Regions from separate parts of the Homo sapiens genome. Here region 1 is linked to region 2. The links are chromatin contacts, found by Hi-C or POLR2A ChIA-PET in ENCODE. All regions are on one chromosome and are shown on one strand. Each heading gives the region's core, a stretch centred on a gene start or an enhancer-like site at or near the end of the contact. The rest is flanking DNA. Distances are from core to core; before and after follow the strand shown.

Region 1 (6,691 bases), core at 3,265-5,764, 720 kb before region 2:
CCTTCCCCAAGGGTGCTGAGAAACTGGCTTCTTAAAGTGCAAGAGAATGTAGGAGAAGCCCCATCTTAAATTAGGTTGGACAGCTGCCTTCTTAGAATAGCAGGTTTTCAGAAGCTAATGGGGTTATTATCTTCTGTTTCCATGAACAGCTTCGAGAGAGGCTTCTACATAGAGAAAGAGGACCCCAGTAGAGCAGGACCCCAATGCCTAGTCCTGGGAAGAGACAATGGGGTCCCCAAAAGATGGTTTAGAGAGGCTTTCCCCCGTCCTGTAATCAGCCACCCCTGCTCCCTGACTTTGATGGGTGCTATTGATTGATACTGACTGTTCCCCAGTCTTTGGTAAAGGGCAAGCCCCCCTCCTACCCTACATGTTTTCACCCTTTATGCCCTACTGGATAGAAATTTTGAAGCCACACTAGTACAAATAATAATAGCAATAGCTTGGAAGCTGATTAAGACCGTCTGCCATCCACACTCTCAACCCTAAAGTATTCTATATTTATAGAATGCTTCATAATTTATACATCCTTTTCCTCCTTAAGTTATTGATTTAACTTCATGATGAACCCATGAGAAAATAGTTCAGGGCTATTAGCCCCATTTTACTACAGAAATAAATGTAGTAAAATAAATGGAATATTCCAGAAATAAACAACTCATAATTTTTAAATTACATCCTGTTCTGAATAGCATGATGAAATCTCACACCTTCCCGCTGTGTCCTGCCTGGGACTTAAGTCACCCCTTTGTCCAGTGTATCCATGCTGTACACTGGACAATATACAGAGGAAACTGATACTCAGAGAGGGTAAGTAACTTGTCCAAGGTCATCAAGCTAATACAGGAAGTGGTGAAATAGGGATCGGATCCAAGCTTCTCAATTCCTAGTTCAAAAGGCTGAACCCTGTGTCCCCTCTGCTCCATGTAACCTCAGCTGCTCCTCCACCCACATCTCTGTGGTTGGCAAACAGAGACCACATGTGCTTAGATTGGCTGGGGGAAGAGGCAGAACCGACTTTCCCTTGTGAGGTGGTGGAGCATGCTGTCAGTGACAGCCTCATTAGGATGATTAAATCGTCCTGTGCTGGTGACAGATTGTAAGACTGGAAGCAGGTGGACAATGAACCGAGTGAGCCTCTGGGATGGCTCAACCCATGTGAACCATATATCATTAGGAGCTGGCAGAGCCCACTGGGCTCCTCAGCACCTCTGGGGACAAGACAGTCTGGGGCTCTGATGAGCCAGATGTTATGTCCTGCCATTTGCATCTAAAATTCCTCATTTCCTCGTGTGGATTGACGGAAGGGGCATAAAGGGGTGGTATAATGGGGTTGGCACTTTCAGCTCCTTTCCTAACCCCATTTAGGGCAGCCTCAGGGAGGAAGTTCCCCAAAGGTTAAATGACTTTAGGTGACAGCAGGAATACAATTGGACAACTTGGCTAAGAAGTGTTGGAGGCCTGTGGAGGGGCAATTAGGCAGAATCCATCAGGCATTCAAACAAATGAATTTATTCTACAAACATATTCTCTCGTGGGCCAAATGAAGCGTTCATGAAGACATTCACTACAGCATTTGTCCAGGTATTGAACAAATGCCTAAGAAACATTGAAGAAAGCGCAGAGGACATAACAAAGTAGCTGCCCTCACGGGCTTTCATTCAGGAGAGGGATCATTTATTCATTCATTCATTTTTTTCTTTTTTTCTAGAGACAGGGTCTCTGTTGCCCAAGCTGGAGTGCAGTTGCACAATCATAGTTCACTGCAGCCTCAAACTCCTGAGTTCAAGCGATCCTCCCACCTCAGCCTCCAAAGTAGCTGGGACTACAGGCATATGCCAGCATATCCGGCTAATTTTTTTTTTTTTTAATTTTGTATAGAGATGAGCCTCGCTTTGTTGCCCAGGCTGGTCTCGAACTCCTAGGCTCAAGCAGTTCCCCCACTTCAGCCTCCCAAAGTGCCCAAAGGTTTTGAGCCACAGCACTCTGCCTCAATAAATTTTTACTGAGCCCCTACTATGTACCAGGCTTTGTTCTAGGATAGGGTTGTCAGATAAAATACAGGTCTCTCTATTAAATTTGGATTTCAGATAAACAGCAACATTTTGTTTAGTATTACTATTCCTCAAATATCCTACCCTTTTGGGTCATAAGTATGAAACGTGTTTATACTAAGGAATTACAGTAGTCCCCTGTTATCGTGGGGGGATGCTTTCCAAGACCCCAAGTAAATGCCTGAAACTGCAGATAGTAGCAAACCCTCTATATACTATGTTTTTTTCCCCACACATACACCTATGATAAAGTTTAATTTCTAAATTAGGTACAGTAAGAGAGATTAGCAACAACAATAATAAAATAGAACAATTATGACAATAAGCCAGCATCACTACTCTTGCACTTTGGGGTCATTATTAAGTAAAATAAGGGTTATTTGAACACAAGCACTGCAATACTGAAATAGTCAATCTGATAACCTAGACAGCTACAAAAAGTGACAAACAGGCAAAGAGCATATACAGCATGGATACATTGGACAAAGGGGTGACTTAAGTCCCAGGCAGGCCACAGTGGGAAGGTGTGAGATTTCATCACACTAGTCAGAACAGCATGTAATTTAAAAATTATGAGTTGTTTATTTCTGGAATTTTCCATTTAATGTTTTCAGACTGCAGCTGACCATGTGTAACTGAAATCCCAGAAAGTGAAACTATGGATAAGGGGGTTCTACTGTGTTCCTTGTTATCTGCATTTCAAATTCAAAATTGAAATTTCAAATAAAAAAATCGAATCTCAAATTCAACACTGGGCAGCTTGTATTTTAATTTGCTCAATCTGGCAAGCCTATTCTAAGAGCATTGTTTATAGAAGGAAAGGTTAGGCAATAACCTAAGTGTCCATCAATAGGGGACCTGTGAAGTGAATTATGGTAAATCCAAACAACAGGAAATTGTTACCAAAGAAATAATGAGATAGATTTATATGATGACTTGGAATTCTTTCCAAAATGCATAGTTAGGTGAAAAGAGGAAGGTTCAAAATAGTGTACAACTTATCCCACCATCTGGTAAAGAACAATAAATATGGAGATATGTACATATATTTCATCAAAGCATAGACTTTCTGCAAGATGCTCAGAGATGGGTAGCAGTGCTTGCTTCTGCAGAAAGGGAACAAGAAAACTAGGGAATAGGCCGGGTGCGGTGGTTCACACCTGTAATCCCAGCACTTTGGGAGCCCGAGGCAGGCAGATCACCTGAGGTCAGGAGTTTGAGATCAGCCTGACAAACATGGAGAAACCCTGTCTCTACTAAAAATACAAAATTAGCTGGGCGTGGTGGCGTATGCCTGTAATCCCAGCTACTCGGGAGGCTGAGGCAGGAGAATCACTTGAACCCAGGAGGCAGAGGCTGCAGTGAGCCGAGATTGCACTATTGCACCCCAGCCTGGGCAACAAGAGCGAAACTCCGTCTCAAAAATAAATAAATAAATAAATAAATAAATAAATAAATAAATAAATAAATAAAAATAAAAATAAAGAAAAAGAAAACTAGGGAATAATAGGGAAGTATTAACCTACACCCAGGCTGGAGTGCAATGGCGCAATCTCGGCTCACTGCAGCCTCAACCTCTGGGCTCAGGTGATCCTCCCACCTCAGCTTCCCAAGTAGGGACTACAGGTGCGCACCCCCATGCCCAGCTAATTTTTGTATTTTTTGTAGAGTAGGGGGTTTTCCATGTTGCCCAGGCTGGCCTTCTGTACTTTTTGAATTTTGAAATATATCTATACTTAACTGATTTTTTTTCTTTTCTTTTTTTTTTTGTTTTTTTTGTTTTTTTTGTTTTTTTGAGACAGGGACTCTCTTGCCCAGGCTGGAGTGCAGTAGTACAATCTCAGCTCACTGCAACTTTTGCCTCCCGGGTTCAAGTGATCCTCTCACCTCAGCCTCCTGAGTAGCTGGGACTACAGGCGCACACCACCATGCCTGGCTAATTTTTGTATCTTTTTGATAGAGATGGGGTTTCACCATCTTGGACAGGCTGGTCTCGAACTCCTGAGTTCAAGTGATCTGCCCGCTGTTAGGTCTATGACTACGCCAATTGTCATGCTGAGGTCTGAGGGAAGTGGGTGGATGAGCAGAAAGAATACTCAGGAGGCCGTAGGCAGGTGAAAGATTATTTTATTCAGCAGCAACTTTCATTAACAACTTTCTCACACTATCCTCCCTGTCTCAGCTGCTTAGTACAACGGCTCTCACACGCAGCTGCACACAGCTGGCTCTCCCTTGCCTTCAGGGTTAGCGGCTTAACTCTTTCTCTCTCTGGGCACGAGCGAGCTGAGCTGTGTCCTGGCTCCCTCCTGTCCATCTCAAGATGGACAGCTTTGACTCTCTCTCTTTCTCTGGGTGTGAGCACCTGTACAGTGTCAGCAGGGCAATTATACCTTTACAGACCATAGTGGCGTAGGGCCAAGGGAGGGCTTTCCCATGTTATGGCTATATGGCTGTGATAATATGTAGAGTTATACACCTGCGAGTTATGCAGGATGTAAACATCCTACCTCGGCCTATCCTTGACCAACACACAGCCACGTTCTTTATACCCTCCTTGGCCTCCCAAAGTGCTGGGATTATAGGCGTGAGCCACTGAACCGAGCAGTAACTGATTTTTTTTTTTTTTCCCTGGGCAAAACCTTTACTGTTGTTTTCACAGAAGGCATGGGTGAAACAGAGTAAGCAGCCGAGCAGGCTGAGGATTGGATAGTTTCTTTTTTTTTTTTTTTTCTTTTTTATTTTTTTTTATTGATCATTCTTGGGTGTTTCTCGCAGAGGGGGATTTGGCAGGGTCATAGGACAATAGTGGAGGGAAGGTCAGCAGATAAACAAGTGAACAAAGGTCTCTGGTTTTCCTAGGCAGAGGACCCTGCGGCCTTCCGCAGTGTTTGTGTCCCGGGGTACTTGAGATTAGGGAGTGGTGATGACTTTTAACGAGCATGCTGCCTTCAAGCATCTGTTTAACAAAGCACATCTTGCACCGCCCTTAATCCATTTAACCCTGAGTGGACACAGCACATGTTTCAGAGAGCACAGGGTTGGGGGTAAGGTCACAGATCAACAGGATCCCAAGGCAGAATAATTTTTCTTAGTACAGAACAAAATGAGAAGTCTCCCATGTCTACCTCTTTCTACACAGACACGGCAACCATCCAACCTCTCAGTCTTTTCCCCACCTTTCCCCACTTTCCGTTCCACAAAACCGCCATTGTCATCATGGCCCGTTCTCAATGAGCTGCTGGGCACACCTCCCAGACGGGGTGGCGGCCGGGCAGAGGGGCTCCTCACTTCCCAGTAGGGGCGGCCAGGCAGAGGCGCCCCTCACCTCCCGGATGGGGAGGCTGGCCAGGCGGGGGGCTGACCCCCCCACCTCCCTCCCGGACGGGGCGGCTGGCCGGGCGGGGGGCTGACCCCCCCACCTCCCTCCCGGACGGGGCGGCTGGCCGGGCGGGGAGCTGACCCCCCCACCTCCCTCCCGGACGGGGGGGCTGGCCGGGCAGAGGGGCTCCTCACTTCCCAGTAGGGGCGGCCAGGCAGAGGCGCCCCTCACCTCCCGGACGGGGAGGCTGGCCAGGCGGGGGGCTGACCCCCCCACCTCCCTCCCGGACGGGGCGGCTGGCCGGGCGGGGGGCTGACCCCCCCACCTCCCTCCCGGACGGGGCGGCTGGCCGGGCAGAGGAGCTCCTCACTTCCCAGTAGGGGCGGCCGGGCAGAGGCGCCCCTCACCTCCCGGACGGGGCGGCTGGCCGGGCGGGGGGCTGACCCCCCCACTTCCCTCCTGGACGGGTCGGCCGGCCGGGCAGGGGGCTGACCCGCCCACCTCCCTCCTGGACGGGGCGGCTGGCTGACCCCCCCACCTCCCTCCCGGACGGGGTGGCTGCCGGGCGGAGACGCTCCTCACTTCCCAGACGGGGTGGCTGCCGGGCGGAGGGGCTCCTCACTTCTCTGACGGGGAGGCTGCCGGGTGGAGGGGCTCCTCACTTCTCAGACGGGGCGGTTGTCAGGCGGAGGGTCTCCTCACTTCTCAGACGGGGCGGCCGGGCAGAGACGCTCCTCACCTCCCAGACAGGGTCGCGGCCGGGTAGAGGCGCTCCTCACATCCCGGACGGGGTGGCGGGGCAGAGGTGCTACCCACATCTCAGACGATGGGCGGCCGGGCAGAGACGCTCCTCACTTCCTAGATGGGATGGCTGTCGGGAAGAGGCCCTCCTCACTTCCTATATGGGATGGCGGCCGGGCAGAGACGCTCCTCATTTTCCAGACTGGGCAGCCAGGCAGAGGGGCTCCTCACATCCCAGACGATGGGCGGCTAGGCAGAGACGCTCCTCACTTCCCAGACGGGGTGGCGGCCGGGCAGAGGCTGCAATCTCGGCACTTTGGGGGGCCAAGGCAGGCGGCTGGGAGGTGGAGGTTGTGCGAGCCGAGATCACGCCACTGCACTCCAGCCTTATTGCAATATCCACCTTTTTATGATGGTCTGGAACCAAAACTGTAATATCTTCAAGGTATGCCTGTATATTCTTTGCACTGTTCTACAGACTTCCTATGCGTTGAAGCATTGAAACATATCTTCACTTTGCAGATAGGGAAACATTCATTATTAACAGAGGTTTTCTGGCTATTGTCAAATCTCAGGT
Region 2 (6,127 bases), core at 3,049-5,548:
GCACTCCAGCCTGGCAACAGAGTGAGACTCCATCTCAAAAAAAAATAAAAAAAATAGACTGGGCACGGTGGCTCACGTCTGTAATCCCAGCAGAGCGAGATTCCGTCTCAAAAAATAATAATAAATACAAATAATAAATACAAATAAATAAAATTAAAAAATAAAAATCTGTAGTGCCATCTGCCTCCAAAGGCTTACTTAGCCTTGCTGGTTAATAAAATTATTATTCAAGAGAAACTATCAAAGACACTGAATTTGCCCCTAAGACAAAGAAGCTGTTTCTGCAAAGGGACACCTTATGTAGATGAAAAAATTTAATAGTTTGGAACTTTTGTATTCTGATCTCAGTCTCTCTAAGTTTAAGAACTTGTTCCTTAAATTTTTTTTTTTTTTTTTTTTTTGAGACAGAGTCTTGCTCTGTCGCCCAGGCTGGAGTTCAGTGGCACCGTCTCGGCTCACTGCAAGCTCCGCCTCCTGGGTTCACGCCATTCTCCTGCCTCAGCCTCCTGAGTAGCTGGGACTACAGGTGCCCGCCACCATGCCCAGCTAATTTTTTGTATTTTTAGTAGAGACGGGGTTTCACTGTGTTACCCAGGATGGTCTTGATCTCCTGACCTCGTGATCCGCCTGTCTCGGCCTCCCAAAGTGCTGTGATTGCAGGCGTGAGCCACCGCACCCAGCCGTTCCTTAAATTTTTTATTGCCATACAATTTCAGTAATGTTTTCCCATTTCCACCTAGTGACAGACTACATTCTAGTTTTAGCCTTTGCAGCAAATTGAGATCCAGTTTTCTGGGGAAAGATTGCTACATTTTTATAGCTTTCTTTTCCTGTAGAGATGTGACAGTAAATAAAGTGGTTCGTATTTCCAATGATTAATCTTTTTAAAAAATAAACTCTATTTTTTAGAATAGTTTGTTTTTTAAGAAAGAAAAAAAAGAAAGAATAGTTTGTTTGTTTTTGGTTTGTTTGAAACAGGGTCTCACTCTGTCACCCAGGCTGGAGTGCAATGGCGCAGTCACAGCTTGCTCCTGCAGCCTTGATCGTGCAGGCTCCATCTGTCTTCTCACCTCAGCCTCCCTGGTAGCTGGGACTAGAAGCACACGCCACCATGCCCAACTAATTTTTGTATTTCTTTTGTAGAGATGGGATCTCACCATGTTGTCCAGGCTGGTCTCGAACAACTGGGCCCAAGAGATCCACCTGCCTCAGCCTCCAAAAGTGTTGGAATTTCAGGCATGAGCCATCACGCCTGCCCTAGAATAGTTTTAGATTTATTTTAAAAATTGTAGGCTGGGCGCGGTGGCTCACGCCTGTAATCCCAGCACTTTGGGAGGCCAAGGCGGGTGGATCACCTGAGGTCAGGAGTTCAAGACGAGCCTAGGCAACATGGTGAAACTCTGTCTCTACTAAAAATACAAAAATTAGCTCGGCGCGGTGGCATGTGCCTGTAATCCCAGCTACTTAAGAGGCTGAGGCAGGAGAATCGCTTGAGCCCAGAAGGTGGAGGTTGCAGTGAGCCGAGATTGCATCATTACACTCCAGCCTGGGCGACAGAGCGAGACTCTGTCTCAAAAAAAAAAAAAAATTGTAAAGCTAGTACAGGGAGTTCCTGTTCTGCAACTGGCCAGCAGAACATCTTAAGTGGAATCATATGCAGTTATTTGCGTCTTATTTTTTTCACTTAGTATGGTGGTTTCATTTTATTATTACTATTATTATTAATGAGGCAGAGTCTCGCTCTGTTCCCCAGGCTGGAGTGCAGTGGCGCATTCTCAGATCACTGCAATCTCTACCTCCCTGCAATCTCTGCCCTGCTAGGTTCAAGCGATTCTCCTGCCTCAGCCTCCAAGCAGCTGAGACTACAAGTGCACACCACCATGCCCAGCTAATTTTTGTATTTTTGTAGAGATGAGGTTTCACCATGTTGGCCAGGCTGGTCTCGAACTCCTGATCTCAAGTGATCTGCCTGCCTCAGCCTCCCAAAGTGCTGGGATTACAGGCGTGAGCCACTGCACTCAACCAGCATAGTCTTTTAATGGTCTTGAGATGTGGTGTGAATGTATAGAAACTATTCATGGCTTTTTGTTGCTGAATAGTATTCCATTGTGTGTGTATATATCTATACACACTACATTTTGTATCCATTAGCCAATCCATTGATATGTGTGTTGTTTTCACTTTTGGCTATTATAAATAAATATGAACATTTGGGTACAGATCTTTGTGGAGACATAGGTTTTCAATTCTCTTGGATAAATAATTAGAAATTGTATGCCAGGTTCTGTGGTAAGTATATATTCAGCTTTATTTTTGAAAAACTGGCAAACTGCCTTCCACAGTGGCTATATCACTTTGCATTCCTACCAGCAGTGTATGAGGATTCCAGTTGCTTCACGTCCTCACCAACAAGTTGTATTATCAGTCTTTTTTCATTTTAGCCATGGTAGTGGTGTTTAATAGTATCTCATTGTATTTTTCATCTGCATTTCCCTAATGACTAATGATATGGAGCAACCTTTTGTGTGCTCATTTGCCATTCCTGTATCTTTTCTGGTGACATAGCTGTTCAAATTTCTGCTCTTTTTTTTTTTGAGACGGAGTCTCGCTGTCTCCCAGGTTGGAGTGCAGTGGCACGATTTTGGCCCACTGCAACCTCTGCCTCCTGGGTTTAAGCAATTCTCCTGCCTCAGCTTCCTGAGTAGCTGAGATTGCAGGCAGACGCCACCACGCCTGGCTAATTTTGTATTTTTAGTAGAGATGGGGTTTCACAATGTTGGTCAGGCTGGTCTCGAACTCCTGACCTTGTGATCCACCCGCCTTGACCTCCCAAAGTGCTGGGATTACAGGCATGAGCCACCACATCCAGCCTTCTGCTCACTTTTTATTGGTGATTTGTCTTATTATTGAGCTATAGGACTTGCTTATATAAATATTTTTTAATTTCTTGATCAAAACAGCATATGTTTTGGAGTTTATCTTCAATGTGTAGATGAACATAATGAAAGGCTGTTAAGTACTAGCTAAGTACCTAACTGGAATATAAGTGCTGTTTTGCATGTGTAAGTAACTAAATAATAGATCTGGTAGAAATATAAAGTATTTTTTTGTGTGCCACTCCCTTTGCCCAACACCAATGAATCCATCTCTCCAAATCTGCCTGTTCTAGTGAATGCTAAGTTTTTTATTTGTTCCCTTTTTTTTTTTTAACTTTGATATGATAATTGTTGGTTAGGGTCCAGCTGTGGTGAAAACTCATCTTATGGCTGAGTTTCAGGTGTGTGCCAACATGGCCTGCTAAATTTTGTATTTTTAGTAGAGTCAGGGTTTCACCATGTTGGCCAGGCTGGTCTCGAGCTCCTGGCCTCAAGTGATCCACCCGCCTCAGCCTCCCAAAGTGTTGGGATGACAGGCATGAGCCACCACAGCCAGCCAGACACGACAGCATCTGTAGATTATGTTCTATTCCATTACTTAATACTTCTTTTTTCTTTTCTTTCCCTCCCTGCCTTTCTGTTTCCTTCCCTCCCTCCCGCCCTCCTTCCTTTCTTCCTTTCTTTTCTTTTCTTTCCTCTTCTTTTTTTGAGACCGAGTCTCACTCTGTCACCCAGGCTGGAGTGCAGTGGCGCGATCTCAGCTCACTGCAACCTCTGCCTCCCAGGTTCAAGCGATTCTCCTGCCTCAGCCTCCGAAGTAGCTGGGATTACAGGCACCCACCACCACACCCGGCTAATTTTTGTGTTTTTAGTAGAGATGTGTTTCACTATGTTGGCCAGGCTGGTTTCGAACTCCTGACCTCAGGTGATCCGCCCACCTTGGCCTCCCAAAGTACTGGGATTACAGGTGTGAGCCACTGCGCCCAGCCCTTCCTTCCTTCTTTCTTTCTTTCTTTACTTTTTTTTTTTTTTTTGACAAGGCCTCACTCTGTCACCCAGGCTGGAGTACAGAGGCACAATCATGGCTCACTGCAGCCTCTACCTCCCCATGCTTAGGTGATTCTCCCAACTCAGCCTCCTGAGTAGCTGGGACTGACTGCAGGCACAGGCTACCATGCCCGGGTAATTTTTGTAATTTTTTTGTAGAGACTGGGTTTTGGCATGTTGTCCCAGCTGGTAATCTTCATTTTCAAATACGTGGAGAAACCTAAGCTTACTATTTCAAAAAGGAAAATAGGAAAAAAGGAAAATGAATGCCAAAAAGGAACGGAAGAGGGATTGCAATTTAAAACCATTATTTTGGCCAGGCGCGGTGGCTCATGCCTGTAATCCCAGCACTTTGGCAGGCTGAGGCAGGCAGATCACTTGAGGCCAGGAGTTTCAGACCAGGCTGGTCAACATGGTGAAACCTTGTCTCTACTAAAAATACAAAAATTGGCCGGGCATGGTGGTGTAATGTCAGCAACTCAGGAGGCTGAGGCACAAGGATCGCTTGAACTTGGGAGGTGGAGGCTGCAGTGAGCCAAGATCGTGCCACTACACTCCAGCTTGGGTGACAGAGCGAGACTCCGTCTCAAAAAAAAAAAAAAATCCATGTGCATGAGATATAATCATGAGCTTATTGTGGTATATGTGTGGTAATGGGTTAAATTTTGTTGTTTTCTTGTCCGTGCTGATGATTTTTTTTTTTTTTTTTTTTTTGAGATGGAGTCTCGCTCTGTCACCAGGCAGCAATGCAGTGATGCTGTCTCGGCTCACTGCAACCTCCACCTCCTGTGTTCAATCGATTCTTCTGCCTCAGCCTCCCAAGTAACTGGGAATACAGGCACCCGCCACCATGCCTAGCTAATTTTTTGTATTTTTAGTAGAGACAAGGTTTCACTATGCTGGCCAGGCTGGTCTCAATCTCTTGACCGCGTGATCTGCCTGCCTCAGCCTTCCAAAGTGCTGAGATTACAGACGTCAGCCACCCTGCCCGGCCTTTTTTTTTTTTTTTTTTTGAGATGGAGTCTCGCTCTGTCGCCCAGGCTGGAGTGCAGTGGTGCGATCTCGGCTCACCGCAAGCTCCACCTCCCGGGTTCACGGCTGTCTCCTGCCTCAGCCTCCCGAGTAGCTGAGACCACAGGCGCCTGCCACCATGCCAGGCTAATTTTTTGTATTTTTAGAAGAGACGGGGTTTCACCATGTTAGCCAGGATGGTCTCGATCTCCTGACCTCGTGATCCGCCCACCTCGGCCACCCAAAGTGCTGGCTGGGATTACAGGCGTGAGCCACCGCGCCCAGACCTTTTTTTTTTTTTTTTTGAGACAGAGTTTTGCTCTTGTTGCCCAGGCTGGAGTGCAATGGCGCAATCTCGGCTCGTCGCAACTTCTGCCTCCCAGGTTCAAGCAATTCTCCTGCCTCAGCCTCCAGAGTAGCTGGGATTATAGGCATGCGCCACCACGCCCGGCTAATTTTGTATTTTTAGTAGAGACGGGGTTTCTCCATGTTGGTCAGGCTGGTCTCAAACTCCCACCCTCAGGTGATCTGCCCGCCTCGGCCTTTCAGAGTGCTGGGATTACAACCGTGAGCCAGCGCACCTGGCTTTTTCTTTTTTTTTTTTTTTTTTGTAGAGATGGTGTCTCACTTTGTTGCCCAGGCTGGTCTCAGAGTCCCAAAGTGTTGAAATTATAGGCATGAGCCATTGCACGTGACAGAGTCTCACTCTGTTGCCCAGGCTGGAGCGCAGTGGTGCAATCTCAGTAGCTCACTCTAGCCTTGATCTCCTAGGCTCAAGTGATCCTCCTACCTCAGCTTCTTGAGTAGTTGGAACTACAGGCATGCACCACCATGCCCGGATGATGTTTTTGATTTTGTTTTGTTTTGTTTGGTTTTGAGACAGAGTCTCGCTATCGCCCAGGCTGGAGTGCAGTGGCACGATCTCGGCTCACTGCAGGCTCCGCCCCCTGGGGTTCACGCCATTCTCCTGGCTCAGCCTCCCAAGTAGCTGGGACTACAGGCGCCCGCCACCTCGCCAGGCTAATTTTTTGTATTTTTAGTAGAGACGGGGTTTCACTGTTTTAGCCAGGATAGTCTCGATCTCCTGACCTCATCATCTGCCCGCCTCGGCCTCCCAAAGTGCTGGGATTACAGGCGTGAGCCACCGCGCCCGGCCGATGTTTTTGATTTTTAATAGAGATGAGGTCTTACCA

The links. A loop is a pair of places that touch in the nucleus more often than their neighbours do. ChIA-PET counts read pairs that join two places held with the same protein, here RNA polymerase II (POLR2A).
Region 1: a loop to region 2 is called in a map of HepG2, with 37 times the contacts of the local background. The contact joins two enhancer-like sites. A Hi-C loop is called at or near these places in 1 of 168 maps with a recorded cell type or tissue (HepG2). POLR2A ChIA-PET finds 5 or more read pairs at or near these places in 1 of 52 experiments (naive thymus-derived CD4-positive, alpha-beta T cell).

Annotation. Positions count from the first base shown.
Region 1 is chr17:43,451,299-43,457,989 of GRCh38, reverse strand. No RefSeq gene overlaps it. Among named protein-coding and RNA genes, the nearest start is that of MIR2117, 9.8 kb to the right of the region's middle. RefSeq lists enhancers at 3,648-4,147, 4,729-5,503. Within about 2 kb of position 4,514, at least 6 of the 41 ENCODE cell types and tissues checked have a DNase peak (open chromatin) inside an H3K27ac peak, as active enhancers do.
Region 2 is chr17:42,732,450-42,738,576 of GRCh38, reverse strand. The region is part of intron 1 of EZH1 (enhancer of zeste 1 polycomb repressive complex 2 subunit); the gene reads left to right. Among named protein-coding and RNA genes, the nearest start is that of EZH1, 9.5 kb to the left of the region's middle. Within about 2 kb of position 4,298, at least 3 of the 41 ENCODE cell types and tissues checked have a DNase peak (open chromatin) inside an H3K27ac peak, as active enhancers do.